3 separate regions of the Mus musculus genome follow, and regions 1 and 2 are each linked to region 3. The links are chromatin loops, found by intact Hi-C in ENCODE. Cell type or tissue: gastrocnemius. All regions are shown on one strand.

Evidence for each region. Hi-C counts contacts between places; a loop is a spot of excess contacts. Peaks named below come from ENCODE experiments on the same cell type or tissue, not always from the same donor. Only the 100,000 strongest peaks of a DNase experiment are listed, where the experiment ranks them.
Region 1: a loop joins it to region 3, with 6 times the contacts of the local background. A loop is called at or near these places in 6 of 42 quality-filtered maps.
Region 2: it touches region 3 in a loop (2.8-fold over the local background); 12 of 42 quality-filtered maps call a loop at or near these places.

Annotation. Positions count from the first base shown.
Region 1 is chr10:115,712,550-115,716,549 of GRCm38, forward strand. No RefSeq gene overlaps it. Among named protein-coding and RNA genes, the nearest start is that of Tspan8, 100 kb to the right of the region's middle. In gastrocnemius, a CTCF peak has its summit at 1,543 (motif pointing right); a DNase peak (open chromatin) is centred at 1,568; H3K27ac peaks cover 449 bases.
Region 2 is chr10:115,311,316-115,315,315 of GRCm38, forward strand. Rab21 (RAB21, member RAS oncogene family) reads right to left here. Exons shown (of 7, transcript NM_024454.1): 1 at 3,879-4,000. Among named protein-coding and RNA genes, the nearest start is that of Rab21, 2.3 kb to the right of the region's middle. In gastrocnemius, no CTCF peak of the experiment used is centred here; a DNase peak (open chromatin) is centred at 1,617; H3K4me3 peaks cover 3,371 bases; H3K27ac peaks cover 4,000 bases.
Region 3 is chr10:116,195,353-116,199,352 of GRCm38, forward strand. All of the region lies in intron 6 of Ptprr (protein tyrosine phosphatase, receptor type, R), which reads left to right. Among named protein-coding and RNA genes, the nearest start is that of Taf7l2, 83 kb to the left of the region's middle. In gastrocnemius, CTCF peaks have their summits at 1,444 (motif pointing right), 2,181 (motif pointing left) and 3,885 (motif pointing right); DNase peaks (open chromatin) are centred at 1,014, 1,481 and 2,072.

The DNA of each region.
Region 1 (4,000 bases), 480 kb before region 3:
CGGGGCAAACTCTTGAGCTTTCCTGTGCCTTGATTTTCTCATCTATAAAATAGAATGCGATATGAGCCATAGGGATATTGTGAAGAACAACTTTTTTTTTTATTGGATATTTTCTTTATTTACATTTCAAATGTTATCCCCTTTCCTGGTTTCCCCTCTGAAAAACCCCTCCTCCTACCCCTGCTCACCAACCCACCCACTCCTGCTTCCTGGCCCTGGCATTCCCCTACACTGGGGCATAGAGCCTTCTCAGGACCAAGGGCCTCTCCTCCCATTGATGACAGACTAGGCCATCCTCTGCTACATATGCAGCTGGAGCCATGAGTCCCACCACGTGTACTCTTTGTAGTAGGTAGTTTAGTTCCTGGGAGCTCTGGGGGTAAGGGTTAGTTCATATTGTTGTTCCTCCTGTGGGGCTGCAAATCTCTTCAGCTTCTTGAGCAAATGCAAAAATATGCAGAATGTACCAATCCAATAGTTCTTATTCTTGTGCCCACAGCGCCAAGCCTCATACTTTCAGAGTCTGCCCTTCCTGCCATTTTGGAACTCAGAGAAAACATTTTGTGCCTAGAGTCTAGGCAGCAGACATGCGTTCTCTTGTTGACAAACCATTTCAGTGCACTTATGCTAAAAGGCCTAAATTATTATGTTCCCTAAGATATACCTTTTTAACATAGATAGAGTCATATGACACTTCTTCTTTCAGTATTGGCATACTTCATACTTACATACTTAACACCACATATGTTCACTGTTCTTCCCAAGCATAAAGACATAGAGGCTTTCAGATATATGTCATTCTATTTTTACCTGAGTGTGTGCTTTAATTGGAAAAGCTGTTCCTAGCTGAATTGATGATTGAATATTTAAGTTTTGGCCCTTTCTTATAACACGTATCAAAATATCACATTATATTTTATGAGTGTCTACAATGGTTACAGATCAATCTAAAAAGTTCAAAAACTTATCACATCCTTAAATAACTTAACACACGACTTCCTGTTTATCAGTGCATTGTTTCTTACTCCTGCCACTTATATTGCGTGTATGGAATAGAGGTGGGATGGGGTGGGAATCAGCGCACTGAGCGCTGTTTTGACTCACCTCCCTGAGGTTTTAGAGAGCATAGGAGGGTCTTGTGCATAACTCAAGGCGCTGCCTCCTCACCTGATGCTCTCCCCCTGCATCCTTGTGCCTTTCCTCAGTGCGTGCCAGTGAAGAGCAGCTGACCCTAATACATGGTTGTTACTGCTTAGAACTTCTCTTTCTCTCCATCTGGATATCAAGCCAGGCTCTGTCCCCATGACGGGGCACACACCCACTGTGTCTGCTCCTCCATTTAAACATGTCTTCATTCAGTGATCTGCTGTTCTTTCCTCCAGTTTGGCATCATTCAGAGAGCCCCTAAGCCCACAGAGTCTGTGTACTTCTGAATCTGACTTGCTGTCCAGTTTTAAATTCTTTCCCATAGATCCGCACAGAGGTCAGGGCTCTGGTCATTTCACATCAAGAGACTTAGGCCACTCAACACACACAGGAAACCTCTAGGGGGTGGTGTGGGCTGACTCTTCAAGTCATTCCAAAGATGTTTAACTGGAAGGCCGCCCAGAGTACTTTTTTTACACGCACATTCACGGCAGCTGCGTGAGTTTCCACGAGCTTGGAAATCTCTGTGTGGGGAACAGAAAGCCCAGGCCTGTATCACTAAAACACAAGAAAAACACATATTCAAGTAAATTTGTTTTCCACGACACTACAATGAGTGAAGAAGTCACAATACAAATTTAAAGGCTACTAGTATATATAAGGTCTAGACTATGTTCTGTAAGGCTTAAAAAGAATGTGACAATATTAATAATTAACAGACATAAAAATCCATACAAAATCATTGCAATGTTATCATTGCACATTATTCTGTGATGGAGTTTGAGCCTATGGCTTCATGCTTGTTACCAAGTACCTACTGCCAGATTAATTCTCAGCCAGATAGGATCCTTGGAATTAGGCATTGTGATAAGCATCATAAAATATCTTTTGTTTCCATAGAGCTTCTGTTTTAGAATCCCATTAGACTACATTTTAGAGAGTTTGAAAATCCAGACATTTCACATTCACGACATTAAATTTTCCTAGTGTAGAGTTGCCTATGAGAAACAATCGATTGTGTCAGGACACGGGACAAAGGGCATTTGGAATTTTCAGGGAAGTCAGATATTCTCTTTGTGAAGCGATAGCATGGGGGTAAAAAGAAAGAGTCCGTGATAGCACACATTTATGTGCAATTTATGAGCTGAAATAATATTAACCAGATTTCACAAGAAATTACAATAATAAGCAATTATCTTTCAGAAAGCAGCACAATGCTGGATCAGACTGGAGACTTGCTTTGACAGAAGGTCAGTGACACATGGTGGTGGAAACTTGGGTAGTTCAGGGCCTCTGACATAGCAGAAGATTCTTAGACATCAGTCATGGCGAGACCATCCTGTCCTGCTGGTCAGAGGAAGCAGGTCACCCGAGGGTTACGCTATCTGAAGGGAAGTATCTCAGAGACAACAAGATGGCCAGAAGCCCTGGCTCATAGCTTCAGAAGCTCCGGTTTCTGGCCGAGCTTTAGGGTTATTGCAAAGCAAAAAGAACAATTGGTTAAAAATGATTAAAATTCTTACTGAAAGTATGCATTATCGACCACAGAATCTCTTGCAGAGCCAAGTTTATTTTATATGAAAACTACCCAAAAACCTGATTGGATTTGGAGGGATAATATATGTTTTCTTTCCCAGTTTCCACATTTCAGAGTCTCAAGTCTAGTTGAATGGGACTAGAATAGGTCATACCATCTATTTAGACTAGAAAAAGTTTAGCATGTCCTTGTGATATTTTACATGGATTTTGGGGGGTGGGTGGGTGGATGGGTAGGTTCTTGTTATATGGAAAAATGGCATTTAATAAATTAACCTTGAAGAAGTGAATCTAAATAAGTCCAAACCAACCCATACCTGCTCCAAACTACCCAGGTCTCTGTCTCGTTAAATGAAGTCTTTGTATCTCTGAACTATAAAGTTTACTGCTGCCCCTCCCCCCAAAAAAACCGTTTTATTGACATTTAACAACTATTGATAATAGCACTAAAATAATTTTTAAAAGTATTTTAAGCTTTCTTGCTATTCTCCTCAAGGAAAAGATTAAGGTTAGATGAAGCACGTCTTAAAGAACTGTATTGATGTCAATTGGTATCAATAGTCCTCTAATATTAAAGGTTTATTCTGTAACTTAGTAACCAGCCACCTAGTCCATGTAAAATAGAAATGAAATATAAATTGTCACCTTCCTTGAAAATATTGCTACATTGTAACTTAAAATAGTTAAGAAGCTTCTATGGTAAACCGGGAAGGGAAGAGATGGCTAGTCGGATTTCTTTTTTAACAGTCACGAGTTCGGTGTCTGTTTGATTGCTTCTGTAACACTTCTCCAGGTGGTCAGGATAAGGTTCTGAGCATTGAGAAGCAAGGATTTTTGTCAGCCTAACACAATAAATATGTAAAACACTGGAGCAGAGAGCTGGCTCAGTATGCCATTACAGAATAAACTTTTTGTATTAGAGGACTTTTATCTAAGAGCTATACCAACTATCAATACAACAGAATTATCGATAAGGTGAAAAGGCAGTGGAGACTAACTAATTAACAAGTTAACAATGGGGCATGCCTGGAAGACGGAACAAACGGGAAATGATTACAGCATTGTGAGAGGAATCGCTCAAGCAAGAACACAGAGAGGCCATAGGAGCTAAGCAGTAGCCTAAGGGAGAAATGGGAAAAACAGCAGTGATTCATTGAGGTTATGCTGTGCCAATTCCCTCGGGGTTTAAGAGGTAACCAAACACGGAAGAGAATAAAAGCCCAGATGTGTAAGAGAAAACACTAGAATCTGACGAATCTGGCAGTGGCGTTTTGGGATGACTTTAAGAGGTGAGTGTGAGACTGAGGGTACATTCTGA
Region 2 (4,000 bases), 880 kb before region 3:
TCCCCAGAACCAGCATTTAAGACACATGGAGAGCTTCATGGCTGCCTGCAGTGTAATCGCGTTAGGAGCTATGAAGAGAGCACTCCCACATGACTGGCGGGCCACTTTATAACCATTGCATAACTCAGTCTAGCTTCAGAGTCCTATTGCTTCTTTCCACCATTACCGCACGACTTCCTGGTAGAGCTGGGTGCTGCTCACACACAAGTGTATTCTGTTATCTACATCTGACAAAGCATCCCATGACAGTCCTTATGGGCAAGGCCAGTGCACCGAGGTAGGAAAGCATCAAGTTGGAATAACTGGCCAAGTTTCACTAAAGGATTTGTGTCTACTCTGTGTAGCAGCCCAAAAAGGAAAACTACATTAGCAACTGTTTTCCACTCAAGAGGAGGAGGCGATCATGGATGTTGATATAATTCCATTCTAAAACACTGCACTGCCAAAGAAAACCTGATCTCTGGCCACGCATCACCAGAGCATACTGGAGCTTGCTCCCCGCCGCCCCTTCCGCCCATCGCTTTTCAAAGTCTTTGTGAACTGAAGAGAACACTGAAGGACTTCTAAACCAATCAAGTACAGACATTAAAAAAGCAGCTAATCTAGACAGGAGGTTCCGTATCTTTCTTCTTTGCAGAACCCAGCACAGAGCACGCCTAATGGGCCCAATGTTTGGGGGGGGGGTGCCAAATCAAGACGTAAAGGGATAGTAACAATTCACTTTTGTTAGCTTCCTGGCTGCAGATGCGATGTGACCAGCTGCTTCCTCACGTTCCTGTCACCATGTCCCCTGCCATGACTGTACCACCAAAATATGAACTAAAACCTTTTCATCCTTAAAAAAAAAATAGTAAAATAAAATAAAATTGACAAGCTTTAAACACTGGTACAGATCAAAGCCAACTTTAACAGGTCAAGCATGTTGAGAAAAAAAATGCTTTATTACAAAGTCGAAGAATTGAGAACTTAAGGAGATACACGTTTCTTGAAGATCTAAGATAAATTAATGCTTCGTTGAAAACAAACCCTGTAGTGTCGAATGCCACAACTTCCCCCAGAAACTCACAGAATCTTTACAACTTCAGTGTCAAAAGAAGGGGAAGTGACTACCTGCACCTCTCTGCTCAGTCCAAGCCCATCTGGAGTCACCCTCATTTCTACAGCTCAAAGCATCCACTCTACCAAAGGAGGCCAGCAGCAGCAGGAGGGCGGGCACCTGTAATCCCAGCCACTCTGGAGACTGAGGCAGGAGGATCAAGAGTCTTAGGCAACAACTGGAAACAAAGAAAGGAAAAGAAGGAAGGATGGCTGTGCCCTGACACCGGAGGAGTGCAGACATGGTGAATGCCACTAGAGAGCCAATTAAAGAGGCAGAGCTGTTTACCTAAGAGACGACAAAGACTCAGGAGGTCATGAGAGCCATCTCAAGGAATGTCATAGGAGACCAAAGTTCCAGAGGGCAGAACTGAGACTAAAACAGATTCTGGCTCTACAAAGAGAAAAACTTGTTTGACACTAGACATAGGAGGCCATGGACCTCCTCCAGGCAAAGTCTCCTGTTTTCAGGGATATCAGCTCATTTCACCTCCAAGTGAACCCAGCGCCTTTGGCAGGGTAAGCAGGCTCGCTGCCACTCAGCTATAGTCCCAGTCTGTGACCTCCAAGATGTTTAAAAGGGGTCAGGTGGGGGATGTGCATCCACACATGACTGAGGACAGTGAGCCACTAACTAGCTAGGGTTCCTGTCCTGCATCGTTCTTTTAATGTTTCATGAACACTTTGAAGAGGTGTCTTGAAAACAAAGCACTCTAAAGAATACTTTAAACACAGAACTACGGTAAAGTGCTTGGAACACAAAGCACTTTAAAAGGATAAGTAGTTTGTGAAGGATTTTCTCTCCCACCTCTGATGCAGCATCTGCTTACAGATGATACAAACTTCTCTGGGGGGGGAGGGTGAGAACGAGGTGGGGAACTGCTACCCCCCCCCCCCCAAGGAAGGAATCCCAGTGCAGTTTCCTTGTGTTAGTTAAAACCTTGGCTTCTGTAATGGAATCCTTACACTGTCTACACTGAGTCACATAAAAATCTCAGCTGTGATGTTACCTGTCCTGAGATCCACCATAGCCCACCTTCCCAGTGTGGGTCAGACCGGCTTCTTGCCACAGACCTGGAAATCATTCATCACCTTTAGCACTGAGGCGTCTTAGAAAATATATAATGTGAGCACAATTGTTTTGTGTGTTCTTTTGAGACAGGGTCTCACTGGGTAGCACTAGCTGGTCTGGAACTTATTCTGCAGATCAAGTTGGCCTCCAACTCAAGAGATCTGCTTGCTCTGCCTCCCGAGTCCTGGGGTTCAGGACAGACAGGTGCCGCCACCGCTGGACTCCACAGTGCCATTTTTAGGCTGAAGAGCTAAATTAATTTTCCAGTTAAGCTTTCAACTGCAAGACCTTTTTCTTTCCTCTTCCAGTGTAGAACAAAGAGAAGTGTGAAATGGGTTGTTTATTAATCTCCAGAGGCGGTGAACCATACCGACTCAAATCTAGCCAGGCCTGAGCAAGCGCGGGCTCCGCCATACTGTTTATGTGGGCATTATCACCTGACATTTCTTTCGGTGTTAGGCTTTATAAGGGATTGAAAACAGGTGTAAAAATAGGGACGGGATCAGAACTGGAGCATCCTTGCACACTCTACACTCAGTTGTTAAATAATTGCACCCGACATCAAATGTCACACTCATTAGCTTATGCATTCCAGTAGCATCTGTGTTAATTAAGATCTATTGTCAAGTCTGAGGGGTAATAAGTGTTTATCCCCCACTTCAGGTGCTAAGTGCGTTTCCTTATTTACCTTGACAACTCTGTGCACTAGATATAATCATTATGAGTACAGTAGCAGTAGAAACCCAGGGATGCACGGTTAAGCAATTTACCTAAGATCACGGGGCTATGGAAATAAATGGGGGTAGGATATGGATCCAGACGCCCAAACTCAAGATCACTAGCTTTTTTAGCCTCTGGACAGTCTGATCAAGACATGTTAATAGATAAATTCCTTCGAACACATGCAAACTGATTTTTTTTTTTAAGGAGACCAGGGAGATCGCAGATCCTTCAATGGCCTGGTTTCACTTTCAATTACATTGTAACACTTCCACACTTCCAATGGAACTGTAGAAGAAAGCCAGCGTTTTATGGCCTGACAGTAAAGAAAACGTGTAGCAGCAGTGCCTAGATTTTTTTTTTTTAGTTTGAAGACCGATTGCTGGCCACTACGCAACACGATGTTTCAACGCGGATAAGATCAAACCCCAAAGAATAAGGAAGCCACACGTCCGGACACAAGAAGGCTGCAAAGAAACGGGGTAACCGACAAGCAGCAAACAGTCGTTTAAAACAAAAACAAAAAAACCCTCCAACGACGGGTGTTTTACCACTCCATTTACTTTGAAAGCAGGACAAAATGGAACTTGCATAAACACTTAGTCATCAGTACGCTCTGGAAGTTACAAACCACCTCGTTCGCAAATTCTAATCCGTATCCGAGTTCCTACTTGGCGAAGAAAGAAGAAGGGCTGATGGTCTCGGAGACCACAGAGTGAAAACACCTGGTGTCCCCAGCCGAAGCCCATCAGAGGGGAAAACCAGCACGCAGACCGGGGGACTCCCCGACCTGCGCAGCCTCCACCGGCAACTGGGGACTTTTCCGGGTCCTCTCCCTCCCCACTGTGGGTCTTGACATCTACCGTGTGCTGAGGCCCGCGGGTCCCCAAAGCGATTGCAAAAGGCAATGGGAAGGCAGGGAAGGGGGTTTGACAGGCCAGAGGCAGAGGAGCGGGCGCGGGTCCCCAGCCCGGCTCCCCGGGGTCTGCACCTGCAGGGTGGTGATGTGCTTGTCGTTGAACTTGTTCTCGCAGTAGCGCAGCACCAGCGACGTCTTCCCCACGCAGCCTTCCCCGAGCAGCACCACCTTGAAGGAGTAGGCTCGGCCCGCCG
Region 3 (4,000 bases):
ACGGGGCAGGGCAGGGCGTGTCTCTGCTCTGTCTAGATCTGGATATACTTGCTGTAGACAGAGGGGCGAGACACCTCGGGGAAGATTTGTTCGTGCCACTCCAACCAGCGCTCTCATTGCTGTTAGAATAGGAGATAGTGTGGAGAACATTGGGAACACATATAAGCTCTCATTAACAGTGAATGACAAGCTAATTTCCTCTTCATTTGTACAATATAGACATCATGCATTTTTATGAGGTTAAATCGGGGGTTCTGAAAGTTTAGCAAACAATTCTTAAGAGAGTTCTGTATTCCCTAATAACATTTTCTTTAAAAAAAAAAAAAAAAAAAAAAAAAAGGAGGCTAAGAAAGTAGAGATAAAGATGTAGAACTTTTGTCTCTAGGCAAGTCGAGAAGAAAATGTAAAAATATTCAACATAAGAGAACACAGTGGCATCAGATGCAGACTCGGGAGGCTAGAGTGGGAGCCAAGGTTATAGTAGAGACTAGAGTGGGAGCCAAGGTTATAGTAGAGACTAGAGTGGGAGCCAAGGTTATAGTAGAGACTAGAGTGGGAGCCAAGGTTATAGTAGAGACTAGAGTGGGAGCCAAGGTTATAGTAGAGACTAGAGTGGGAGCCAAGGTTATAGTGTGCGTGAGGGAGATTTAGCAGGGGTAGATTCAGGGGGAGGGGTTGGAAGCAAACCCGGGGCCTCTCACATGTTTGGTAAGCACTCTACCACTTAGTCATATAACCAGCCCGAACACATAATTTCTTTAAAATTAAAAATAAAAAAGAAGACATTTTGCTAAACCCTGGCCACCATGTATTGGCCATCATGGGCCCAGCCTCAGTCCCTGAGCCTCTGTTTTTGGGTGACCCACCAGTTTGAGACTGGACACGACCAGACGTCACTACGACTGCTCCATTTCTCAGGTTGCCTTCCCATCCCTCCCTTGTGACACCTTGACACCATGCCAGAGCGGGTCCCAATGAGTGCTACTCCTGCTTGTAATTGTTACCAGCCCACCCAGAACACAGGCTGCCTTGTGAGATTGACTAGAACAGACTCTCAGCCCTCTGTGCACCCAGCCTGATCCTGAAATCCTGGCCCCTGGGGTGAGTCACGTGGGAGCCATCTCCACACCTGCCGTGGAGAGAGCAGATTCAGTCACCCTGGGGAACTCTTGTGGCCATTCAGATTATGACCTATATTTAGAGAGAATTAAGTGTGCTTCCTACGTGTTGCATAAGGCTGAATCTGAAAGAACAGCACATGTACTTAAACACTGAGCCACCTCTCCATCCCAAGGCAGGTGTTCTGTCACGTTCTTGTCATTCTGACCCTGAATGGGGAATGGTTTGGCATCATTCTTGAGACTCCTGTTCACTGATTGTTTTATTCATGGGTTGAGTATGAGCTTCGCTTTGGAGAGTACTTTCTTTGCTGTCTTTGGGCACACCAGAAGAGGGCACCAGATCACATTGCAGATGGTTGTGAGCCACCGTGTGGTTGCTTGAATTAAACTCAGGACCTTTGGAAGAGCAGTCGGTGCTCTTAACCACTGAGCCATCTCTCTAGCCCCAGTACTTTCTTTATAAAAGTAGCTGTCCTGTCCAGCTTTGCTAGGGGACCCTACCCCAGTCCTCCATGTACAAGTTGTCAGAACTAGGTGAGCCACCCTTTTTTTGCAAGATTCGCTTTAATCAGGGCAGGCGCAGACAGTTCCCAGGGAAAGCCTAGCATACTATTTGGAGAGAGCAGCTCTGAATCTTAGATACTGAGTCAGGGTTTTCCTGGCAGGCAGGCTCTCACCCAAGGCGCTGTTTGAAATGTGTCATACGGCTCGGAATACAATTGTGTGCATCCCACAGGCTACCTGAACGTCGCTTGTCTCTGGAGGGAGGCACCCTCCCGCTCTCAGTAGATTTCCTTGGGCTTGGGCCCATGACCTCCGTTTAACAGAACATCCCAAAATGATGTATCATCAAAGGCAGGTAACTTGAGCCAAATTAAGTTAGTTTGAAACCGGTTGCCTTCTTTTGTATGTGTGAATATATTATAAATTAAAGTGCTGTCCCGTTTAGCAAGACCTCACGCCGGGAGAGGCATAGGGGCCAGAGATTCTCAAATCAGTTTCTGTGCTTAGGGCCAGGTTCATTTGAATCCAATATAGAGAAATATTGCCCTCTAGTGGAGGCAGCTTATTGATTCATTTGCCACCTAATTGTGAAATTGTGAATTGGGAAAACTGAATTTTACTTTTTTTCCATATTATTAAAAATATTTGTCCTTAATCCTAGCACTTGGGAGGCAGAGGCAGGTGGATTTCTGAGTTCAAGGCCAGCCTGGTCTACAGAGTGAGTTCCAGGACAGCCAGAGCTACACAGAGAAACCCTGTCTCGGATGGGGGGGGGGGGGATCCATACAATGTATCTGTATTATGGTTTCCCTTCCCTCTACTGCTCCCAGTCCCCCCCCCCCCCACACACACACACCTCCCCTCCTCTTCAGGTCCCTCCCCCCTTTCTGTGCCTTGCAAAGGACCTGTAGGAAAACAAATTTAAAAAGAAAGGGAGGAAGAGGGAGGGAGGGAGGGGAGGGAGGAGAGAGGAGGAGGAGGGGGATGCCAAGACACAACATTATGAAAGTGGGAATTTCCAAAAATGCAATTGAGTTAGTTTTGCATGTCCGCTGGGTGCACAGCCTAACCTGAAGAGTAGTTTCTCCAGCGAGACTCCCTTTGAGAAACCTAATGCTTTATTTGAAGCGGTTATCAGCTGTAGATAGCTTCTGTGTTAAGGATGGGACACATCTGCCTCTTCTTTCACCTCCAGGACCCCATCGCAGCCCTGTGCAGGCCTCTGCCTCTGCGTGTTCAGATGGGTTTAGTAGGCCCTGTCTCCTTGGTGTCCTCTGTCCCCTCTAGATCTTAGGCTCTTTCTGCCTCCTCTTCCACGGGGTTTCCTGAGCTCTGAGGGGAGGGTTTGCATGAAGGGATCCCACTTAGGGCCGAGCATCCCAAGGGCCCTCACTCTCTGCACACCGTCTGGCCCTGTTCACCCAGTTCTTGAGCAGAGAGCTTTATCATCTTGGTCTACTGATGGTGGCTTTTTCAACTGCCAGGGTTCTATGCAAGAGTCTAAATCAGCTCGTTTAAATCAGCTTGTAGAGTACATCACTTGAACTCTGGGTATATGCTATGATGTTCTCCCTCCTCGGTGAGTTATTGGGGGCAGAGCAATAGACATAGTCCAGCCAAAAAATTGGAGAAAAGGGGTGTTCTGTGCTTAGCCATATGTGGTAAAGTGAATTTGCTCTCAGATAAATTGTTAAAAAGTAGAAAGCATATGTATGCACTAAGGCACTGAGCGTACAAAAAGGAGAGAGAGATGGATCTGAAGGTTTGGGTTTGGGTTTTCTTAGCAGGGGTGTTTTAGGGTTTTTTTTGTTTGTTTGTTTGTTTGTTTTTTTGTTTTTTTGTTTTTTTCTTATTGTTGGCTTAGTTTGGGCAAATTCAATTTAGGAGTTTGGTTAAAAGAGATTTTGGAAGCATATGCACAGAGGTAAGTTCATAATTATTACTTCCTCTGTCCTGAATGGAAAACCTTTGAGAGCAGCAAAGGAACAAGAGATCTTTTTGCTAAATACGTTTTTCAGTTTATTTGTTTGTTTGTTTGTTTGTTTGTTTATTCACTTTACATCCCAATCGCTGCCCCCTCCCTTTCTCCCTTCCACAATCCCTGCCCCCATCTCCCCTCCCCTTCTCTTCTGAGAAGGTGGAGCCTCCCTCCGCCCCCCAGGCTATGTTCTAAATTAAGTATTTTTTGAGCATGGGTGACTTTGAGTTTTCTAATTTAGATGTGTAGTTCTCTATATGACCTGTAGGTGGCGCACTCAAACAGCGGTCCTCCTCAAAGTAACAATAAGGCCCCTTTGCTACAGTCCCAAGGTTGGTTTTACAAAGCTAGAGTGATCCCAGTAAAGGCTGAGGAGGGCTGCCTTGGGAAACCCTTT